Linked DNA regions of Homo sapiens: region 1 is linked to region 2. The links are chromatin contacts, found by Hi-C or POLR2A ChIA-PET in ENCODE. All regions are on one chromosome and are shown on one strand. The core of a region is the stretch at or near the end of the contact, and the rest is flanking DNA. Distances in the headings are between cores, read along the strand shown. Region 1 has its middle 130 kb from the start of LINC02659. Region 2 overlaps LOC105378275 (a long non-coding RNA gene).

Region 1 (4,656 bases), core at 23-2,522, 240 kb after region 2:
CACACAGGGCTGTGCCACATCCCCGCTTTCCTGGAATTCAGGGAGTAAGAATGGAGCCGACTCCTTGTTCATTCCGCAATTATTTCTAGCTTCATTTTTCAGGCACCCCCTATGACATTGTTTTCCCAGGAACTCTGAAGCAATGAAACCATGAAACATTCAAACACTATGCATGGACGGTTTATCAAGAAAACAATCACAGAAAAAAGATCCCGCAAATTTTCCCAGTGAGAATTTCAGTGTGGGGAGGAGGAGATGGGAATGGCCAAGGGGAGGGTCAGGTTTCTCCTGAAATGCTGACCAGCTGGACAGGCCTGGGGAAGTGTCCATAAGTGCACGCACAGGCACACAGGGACACTGGGCATGCTCTCCTGTCCTGGTAGGACTCTTCCAACAACTAGAAACACTCATATTTCCTTTTAGATAATTTATGAAGTACTTTTAAACACACCCACTCCCTCAGGGGGAAGATTGTTCAAGCAACAACTTAACTTTTGTTGATGGATTATTGGCTATTAGGGGATATTAGTTCAGCATGTTTTGATTTGTGAGTTTGATTGAGGGGAGCAAAGGAGGCCCAGCTTGTTTAGTAGACAAAGTCTTGGGCTGAGAGGGGCCTGGGCTATGATCCTTCTCCTGGGCGCTCCCTGGGCACCGGCAGGCAGGTCCTCCCTGCCTCATTTCTCCCCCTGGTGTTTGTTCCTGTCATCCTCTCACTCAAAGCTTAAACCAAGGGGGACAGCAGGGCCCTGGGTCTTAGATGCTAGTTGCCTATCCCCTGGGGATGGCTCACAGAGGAGCCAGGGACTACGTGGGGTCAGGCCGTTGCACCAGAACTTGCTGCCCTGGTGTTTAAATGCTGTGACTCTCAGCACTCCAGGGCTAGACAGGCCGCTTGAGGTCCAGAGGGGGCTGGGGTTGGACAGGCTTTCCTCCACTCGCTCGGCCATCTATCTGTCTGTGATCAGCAACGCTGCCCTTGGTCAGCTGCTCAGCGAGGGCAACAGAGTAAGGGTATGCGAGGGAGTTTTTGCCACTTCAGCTAGCAGAAATTTAAGGACTCCCTCAAAGAAGGAAAGGAAAAAGAGGGCATGCTGGGGAATGTAGTTAGAAGGCTGTTGGTCTGCCCCACTGACCATCATTTCTATCTGGGCCCCAAGTGGCTGGGTGGGTGACGGAGGGGCCCAAGACCACAGAAACACACATTTCCTCTGCGAATCTCCTCAATCCTGCAGCTTCAGAGACTAAAAGGCGGAGCTTTTCCTTCGTGGGGAATCCAGATGGCCTGAGTGTTGTTCCCAGGCCCTGGGGCTATACACAGCTCCAGCTGCCGCGTTTCCTCATTTGGGATAATGAAAACAAGGGCTTGGACTGTCTCTGAGCTTTCTAATTGGGCCACCAGCTGATCCACATGGCCTTTTTTCTTTTAACCAACTTGACCTTCTAACATGAGCAGGGAAATGCCTATTTGCTTAAGCTTGTATTTTCCATAGTTATATAGCAAGATCCCATTTTTGTAAGCATAGTTTAGCTTACAGTGTAATGAAGCCCCATTGAGCCATCCAAAAAAAGTGAGTTGGGCTTCCTTCCAGTGTGAGGACCAGGATGCTGGGAGGGATGGAGGTCCTGGGGTGGCAGTGGCTCCTCTTGGGATGTGCACGAGGCTCTGATTCCATCCTGCACAAAAACAATGGCAGATTCACACCACATGGGTGGATCAGGAGGACATCATGCTCAGTGAAATAAGCCAGTCACTGAAGGACAAGTGCTGCATGATTCCACTTCTGTGAGGTTCTTAGGGAAGTCAAATTCATAGAAACAAAAGAATGGTGTTTCCAGGGGCTGCGGGAGGAGGAATCAGGAGCTGTTGTCTAATGGGGATAATTTCAGTTTTGCAAGATGAAAGGAGTTCTGGAGATGGATGGTGGGGATGGTTGCACAACAATGTGAATGTATTTAACGCCACAGAACTGTAAACTGTAAAAGGGTTAAATTAAGATGGTCCATTTTATTTTACGCATTTTTCACTACAATTAAAATGGTCTTGGGGGAATTGAGGCCAGCCAGCCCGTTTCTCCGAGGGGTGTGGAAAATGTCCCTAGGCTTCTGCATCAGCAGTTCTGTAGCCTCTGAGAAACCCACTGCTCTCCACTTCATCCCTGTGGCAGTGCTGATCCTGTACATTCTCATCTGCTAGGAATCCTAATTTATGATTCTGGCATACAATACAGGGCAAGCCTCACTGTGACCCATGTCTGGGGATGGGAACTGGAGCTTGGTTAGTTTGGTACATGCTTTGGTTTTGATAAGAGCTGGATCATGATCCAGTTGTATCTGTGAGGCCTTCCTTTATTCACTTGTTTGTTCTTTCCTTCATCATTCACAAGCTTTTACAGGGAACAGGTTTGGGGCTAGCACTGCACTAGGAAAACGCAGTGAAATCCTTGGTCCCAGACTGTAACGAATGTTGAGTGTGAAATGTACTCACTCCATACAAGGCTGCAGACATTCTGACTTTGAGCTTTTAATTTGTTTCATGGAAGATAAATAGCACTTTGTTTATAGATGAGTCTGAAGAGTAGAGAGCATGTGCCTGTGTATGCCGATGAAACTCCTTGCTACTTCATCTTTGCCATAGGGTCCCTGTGTGCCTCTCCTCGTCACTAGGGTGCCCATGCGGGAGAGCAGGCAGGAATGCTTCCAGGTACACACTGAGGGAGGGGCATGCTGGAAGCTGATAACACATGTTTAGCATAAAACCTTACTAACTCACTGTGAACAATGACTCAGTTCAGCCTGCAGGAGCCAGAAAGGCCCCCGGCGAGCTCTCTGTTGGAACTGGCATCTGCTCTAGTGGAAGAATTGTTTCTTTGAGAAAAGAAAACACACATGCATTATGGGAGGCAGAGCTGCCTCCTCAGCACCTCTGTCAGGCTCTAGCTCCTCAAAGAATGGCAAAGGGCGGGGAGGCTCAGGATCATATTGGCCGATAGAATCCTGCCCACTTGTGGAATTGGCTGTGCCAACGCAGGGCTATTTAGCCATTGCACAGACAAAATAGGAAACACACATTTCCTATAGCAGTGGGCAATGGTGCATTTCTATTGGTTTTATCAAACAAACCTTAAGCTCTTCGCCTTTTCAAAACTTAGAGAATAGGACCGTTTATATTTCGTGTGAACCTCGCCTTCCTAAACACAAAGGCCAATCTCAGAAGCCTGAAAACCCCGAAACAACGTTTGGCAGGAATCTCCATTCAGAGCAGGAAGGTTGTGTTTATATTCTTCTCTCTAGACCAAAGGCTCTTGCAGGGCTGCTGTTTATTTTTCTGTCTCAAAGAGCAGAGCCGCCAATATAATATAAAATAGGTAATATAATAAAAATACTTCATAAATCAGAAGCTCTGCTCAGTTAGGTCCATGCTCTGTCGACTCTGAAATAAACTTGTGGGCGCCCTTGCTGGCTTCATTTCCTCTTGGTTTCTTCATCAGTGTGCTGCCAGAGTCATCCTTCGGTTTGTTTCCGTTAATTCCCCCAGCCCATCCTGCACCAGGTCAGTCCCGCTGCAATTAGGAGTGAACTTTGTCTTGATCTGCAATGTGGCGTGGAGGGAAGTGTTTTCCTTCCCTCTCCTGGTGGAGTGGAGAAGCCGAATCTGCATAGCAGCAGGCACTACCGGCCAATCAAACGCACATCCATCATCCGTCACGGGAAGGTCTGGTTCTCACAATGGCGCTTTCCTTAGTAAAACTGGCCTTTCCTCTTGGGTAAATGTTTCCTTTAGAAAGCAATACATTGTGTAGTGGACAGTTAACTGCGAATAAGGGACACCTCAAATGCCAAGATTTTGGGGGCATCACCTTGCTCCTTTGGCATGAAGACATGCTGGAAAGAGGATTTTGTGAATGTCTACTCCCATCACCTGGCGCTGTGGGCCTGCCCCTGGGATGCAGGCCTGTTTTCACATACCCCCATCTCCCCTTCACGCCCGTGCTTTTGTTCTACAGACATTCTGATTGGAACTTCTCTCTATATTAATCTCAAACCTGCCCCAGTCTTTAGCTGTCAATCCCTGATTCTAATTCTGTTGTCTGAATTGCAACAGAATAAATGCATTTTTTTCCCATGTGATTGGTCTTCAAAAATCCAAAGACTTCTAGAATGTTCTCCCAAGTCTACACTTCTCCAGGTTAACTACATTTCTTCAGTGCTTCCTCAAACCTCCCAGACTCTTCTCCCATCGTTTCTTCTTCCAATGTGTCCGATGTTGGTGGTCATCACTCCTAAAATGTTGCATCTGGAATGGACCGCAAACTTCCAGACAGGGATCTGACTGTGTTGTTAGAAACATCCCCTGCCGTGGACTCATATTGTGCAGACACTATTGAACTTACACATTCTTAGGTCCCCTTTTGTTTGTTTGTTTTGTAAATAAAAACCATTATTTGTATTTCTTTATTCAATGATTTATTTCTTGTCTTCATTCCTGAAAGGATTTAAGGTGTCTCTTAAAAATATAATGCCATATGTAAACTAGCAAAGGGATAGTATGAATAGGGAAACTATGGACAGACAAAAGTTTATACTGGCCATAAAATGCATTCCAGAATGTCCTGCAACCTTGCTATAGGTGACCCACACATGTGGCTGGGTTTC
Region 2 (4,304 bases), core at 179-2,678:
CTAACCCAGCAGGCTGGCTTCTCCTGCAGATGCGCCAGGCATCCCGTCACATAATCAGCATGCCTGCTTCTGGAGAGGGACCACTCATTGTGTTGGGCTCCCTTGCGAGCTCAGCACTGAGATGGTCCTAGGAGTTTCTATCCCCACATTGCACCTGGAAATCTCATGGTCCTTGACAGCCACAGGTTTCCAGTGGCAGCTCATGAGGCCTCCAGATAGGTGGCAGGGACCGAAATACTTCACAGCTTTTCCACGGACAAAGATCAGCAATTTGTTTTTAAAATAAAAAGTCAATGTTAAAGTGAAGTTGGCATCAGGTAATTGAGATGCTATCAGGATCCTGAGTGGGGACTGAACACATGCAACCACACAGTGTAGTATTTTTAGGCAATTGCTCACTCATTTGAGAAAACACAGTGGGTAAAACTGTTTCCCTTGTGGTGACTGTTGGACTTCCTGCATTTTCAGAGGTTTTCTGTATTTTCATAGGAGTCCCATTTCCTTTTAAGAACCAGATTGCCAATGCCCCATTAGTTAGCTTTCCACTCCAACAGGCCGCTTGCTCTTTTGCCTTTCCCTCCCCTTCTCTTTTAAACCAATTAATTAAAAAGCTTTACAAAAACAATACATGCTAACGTGAAAAATTAAAGCAGTATAGAAAACTACAACACAAAAAGGAAAAGCTCCTCTGCCCTCAGCTCCTACACTCCTCAGAGGTGGCCATCATGAACATTGGCTTCTTTCTAGAACTTTTCCTGCATAGACAATCAGAGAAACATAGATTGATAGACTGATTTATGCAAAGATGGCTGAATAATGATGTTTAATGCTCTGTTACTTGCTTTTTCCTACTTAATTTATGCTAGACATGATTTCACAGCAGTTGTCAAGGAGGTCTATCACCCTTTTCAACATTTGCATTTTTTCAATTATAAATAAAAAATTAATTAATTAAGAAACACTTGCATTTGGTTCTACTGTAGAAGTGTACCATCATTTGTTTAACCAATATTCCACAGATTGACTTGTAGATTACTTCAGAGGTCTTAATATTAAATGTTCCAGTAAATATCCTCAGGCATGTGTTTTTGAAGAACAGGGCTAGTGTATCAACAGGAGATTGTTTTATAGGTCTTTATAAAATTAAACTGTTTTCACTGGTATAAAAATTTAATAATTGTCAAATAAAATGTTGCTCTTTTAAAGTTTCTTCTCATTATCAAATGACGCTTTTTTTTTTGTCTTGGTCTTCTATAAACCTGCCCTTAAGCTGTGACAAAATTAATTTAAAAAAATCGATGTTGGTCCATGGGATCCATAAATTCTTTTTATAGATCGTTTAACAGAATTCTGTGTCGTGGGCGAGGCTCCAGGCTGGTGTGCAGCGGTGCGCTCCTGGGTCTGTGAGTGGGCATTCCTCAGAATCCCCACAGCCTGACCTGCTGCCCTTTGCTGGTTTCACTTGAAGCTATTATTCCAATTGACTCACTCTTGGCTGACATCTGGATGCGTTTTATAACAGACTGTTTTCATAACTCCACAAAAAGGTTCTCAGGATTAATACTTGTTTATTTTCATTTTCCATTGGACCTTAAATTAGCTAGCAGCCAATACTGGCACAACCCCTTACTGGAAGCCATTTTACCTAAGTGGAGGGGATGGCAAATCCATCCAACCTTGGGTTTTCTGTTGCTTTAAAACCTCTTGCCAACCAACTATTCCAGAGTGGCTGTCAAATCAACCAATAGCAAAATATTTGGGAGTATTTGTCAGTTAGCTGGGGTAGAAGCAGCCAGATGTGTGGATAGGTCATACAGTTACCTTCCCCGTGTAAGTTGGGGCCAGGGTAACCCATGGACATGTGTGCATGTACAACACAGGTGCATGTACAGCCAAGCATACAGGTGCCAAGATATTTTATTGGGATATTATGTGTTTTCTTCTCTCTGTTGTAGGTATTTTTTTTTCCTCTCCCACCTGAAAATTTTTTCTTTGCTTTTTGAGATTGTACTTTCAAAGACATTCAAGACACCCAGATTTTAAATTCAGGGTGTTAATCCAGGGTTTTGTTTTTGAAGACCTGGGATCATTGAAGGGATTAAGTTAGATTTTCCTAGAGGAAAGAGGCAAGTGACTGCCTTTGAATTTAAGGATTGTCTGTATACGTGTGTGTGTGTCTGTGTGGTGGAGGAGGGGGTTGTTTGCCCTTTAACATTTGTTCTTTTAAGGTTTCTTCTCATTATCAAGTGACACTCTTTTTTTTTTGTTCTATAAACTTACCACTGAGCTGTGATAAAATTGATCATTTAAAAAAATATGTGTTGATCTGTTGTGATCTATAACTTATTTTCTTATAGATTATCATGGGCACAGCTCAAGGCTAGTGGTACAAGAGCACCCCTTCCCAGCAAATTAAAAAGCCTGTTATTTTTGCAAAAGCATTAGAAGCTTTCAACAATGTTGTCAAGAGCCTTTCTTAACTCTTTGGTGACTGGTCTGAGTCAGTCACAGGTGGAAGGTGTGATGTGATCAGACAGGCCCTGACATTTCTTGTGAACTCATGAAATCCTGCATCTTTTCCAAATGTGCAATTTTGTTTTTGAAATTAATTTTTATTATCTTCACATTGTGTTGGATGATCAGAGGATTATAATTATTCCCTGCCCCAGGGGAGAGTATTGCAAAGGTACATAGGGCATGAACGTGGGGAGGGCAAGAAGTGTGCCCAAAGCGTGCTATAGCACAGTGTGTGTTCCACTCCTCATACAGCAATGAACTGGTGAAGGAGTTAAAATCTTAATGATTTCCAAATGATCAACAGTTTTTAAAAACATAAATATGCAGCATGAGAGCCTACATTTGTACAAGTGTATGGTTGTGTGTGTGTGTGTGTGTGTGTGTGTATGAACATGCTTGCATGTATGTGCTCACAAATGGGGAGGAAGCACAAGAGGCAAAAGGCAATGGTTTGTTTCCTTTTTGAATTTAGGAGGTATGTTCAAGACAAGGAAGTTCTTTTCTTATCTTCATCAGACTACTGGAAAATGGAATAAAAATACAAACCATAAACTTCAGGCACTCAAGTTTCTGAGTTAAGAGTAGCATTCAAATGTTATTCCAAACCTCTATGGTCATAAGATTTCTATATTTTAAGTTGGGTGGTACAATACTAGCTCTAAGTAGGCGGTAAAAGTTAAGGAAATGTATTGTAATTTCTAGAACAATCACTCCAAATGTAATGCGATGAAGTATTGCTAAAAAGCCAACAGAAACATTAAAGTGGAATTCCAGACACTTCAAATAAACAGTCAGGAAAGCTGAGGATAATTCATTTAAAGTGTCTAGGGGCAGATAACAGGCCTTAAATGAATGGTTAAAGAAAAGTCAGCAGAAGAGAAAAGCAAAACAAAAACAAAAAGAAAGCACTCTGTATTTCCTCTCCTAAACATTGTTTAAAAAGCAGCTTGCAGGATATAGAGAAAATTCTTTTGGAAGAACGCTTGCTTAAGTAAGGTACCTAAATATCTTACCTAAATAAGATATTTTCGAACAACAAATACTCATACTTTTAAAGAAATACAACCACAAGCTCTGCAACTTAGAGATCAAAAAATGAGAGGCAAGGAGAATTGATACATGGAGAGGAACAAATATAGCACCACAGGACTACTGAGTTTATTAGAATTGATGTTGTCAAAAATGGAACTGTCATATGGATGAGATTTTAGAAATTATACAGTATGCAAAGGTTAGAGGGGGATTTGAATACTATGGTAAGTACAAGCAACAGGCAAATGTGTTCCAGTGCACCACTGATGCACTTCAAATAGAGAAAAGAGCACTTTGGAACAAAAAAATTATAGTTAGAAAGGATTTTTAAAATAGTTTAAAAAAACTTTCCGGAAATGACAAAAGATCTGAATTATTAGATAAGAGTGCTTATCATGTCTTAGGAAAAAGAAAGTAACCATTCACCAAGACATGTTCCATGGAAGCGACTATACTTCAAAAATGAATATAAATCCTGTCAGCACCAGAAAGAAGAAAATCATTTATAAGGGGAAAAAGATCATTCTTGCTCCAAATTATCCCAACAATATTTGGGAAGGAAAGACAAAAGGGAGTGAGAGAAAAAGATTGTGATCCAAGAATTCTGTATATTTGGGTTGCTAGTCATCTGAAAAAACAATGAAATAATTTTCCAACAAACAAGAAAAAAATTAATCCTTTGTAAGATACTCGTGACCTTTCTTGCCATGCTAATATGGAAAACTTTGGATAAGCGTAGTGTATTAGTTAGGGTT

The links. A loop is a pair of places that touch in the nucleus more often than their neighbours do. ChIA-PET counts read pairs that join two places held with the same protein, here RNA polymerase II (POLR2A). Pooled maps may share reads with other maps.
Region 1: a pooled map shows a loop between it and region 2 (2.3-fold over the local background). The contact joins two enhancer-like sites. A Hi-C loop is called at or near these places in 4 of 37 single-sample maps with no recorded cell type and 4 of 50 pooled maps. POLR2A ChIA-PET finds 5 or more read pairs at or near these places in 1 of 52 experiments (Panc1).

Annotation. Positions count from the first base shown.
Region 1 is chr10:44,043,919-44,048,574 of GRCh38, forward strand. No RefSeq gene overlaps it. Among named protein-coding and RNA genes, the nearest start is that of LINC02659, 130 kb to the left of the region's middle. Within about 2 kb of position 1,273, at least 6 of the 41 ENCODE cell types and tissues checked have a DNase peak (open chromatin) inside an H3K27ac peak, as active enhancers do.
Region 2 is chr10:43,807,926-43,812,229 of GRCh38, forward strand. The region is part of intron 2 of LOC105378275 (a long non-coding RNA gene); the gene reads left to right. Among named protein-coding and RNA genes, the nearest start is that of LINC02658, 31 kb to the left of the region's middle. Within about 2 kb of position 1,429, at least 2 of the 41 ENCODE cell types and tissues checked have a DNase peak (open chromatin) inside an H3K27ac peak, as active enhancers do.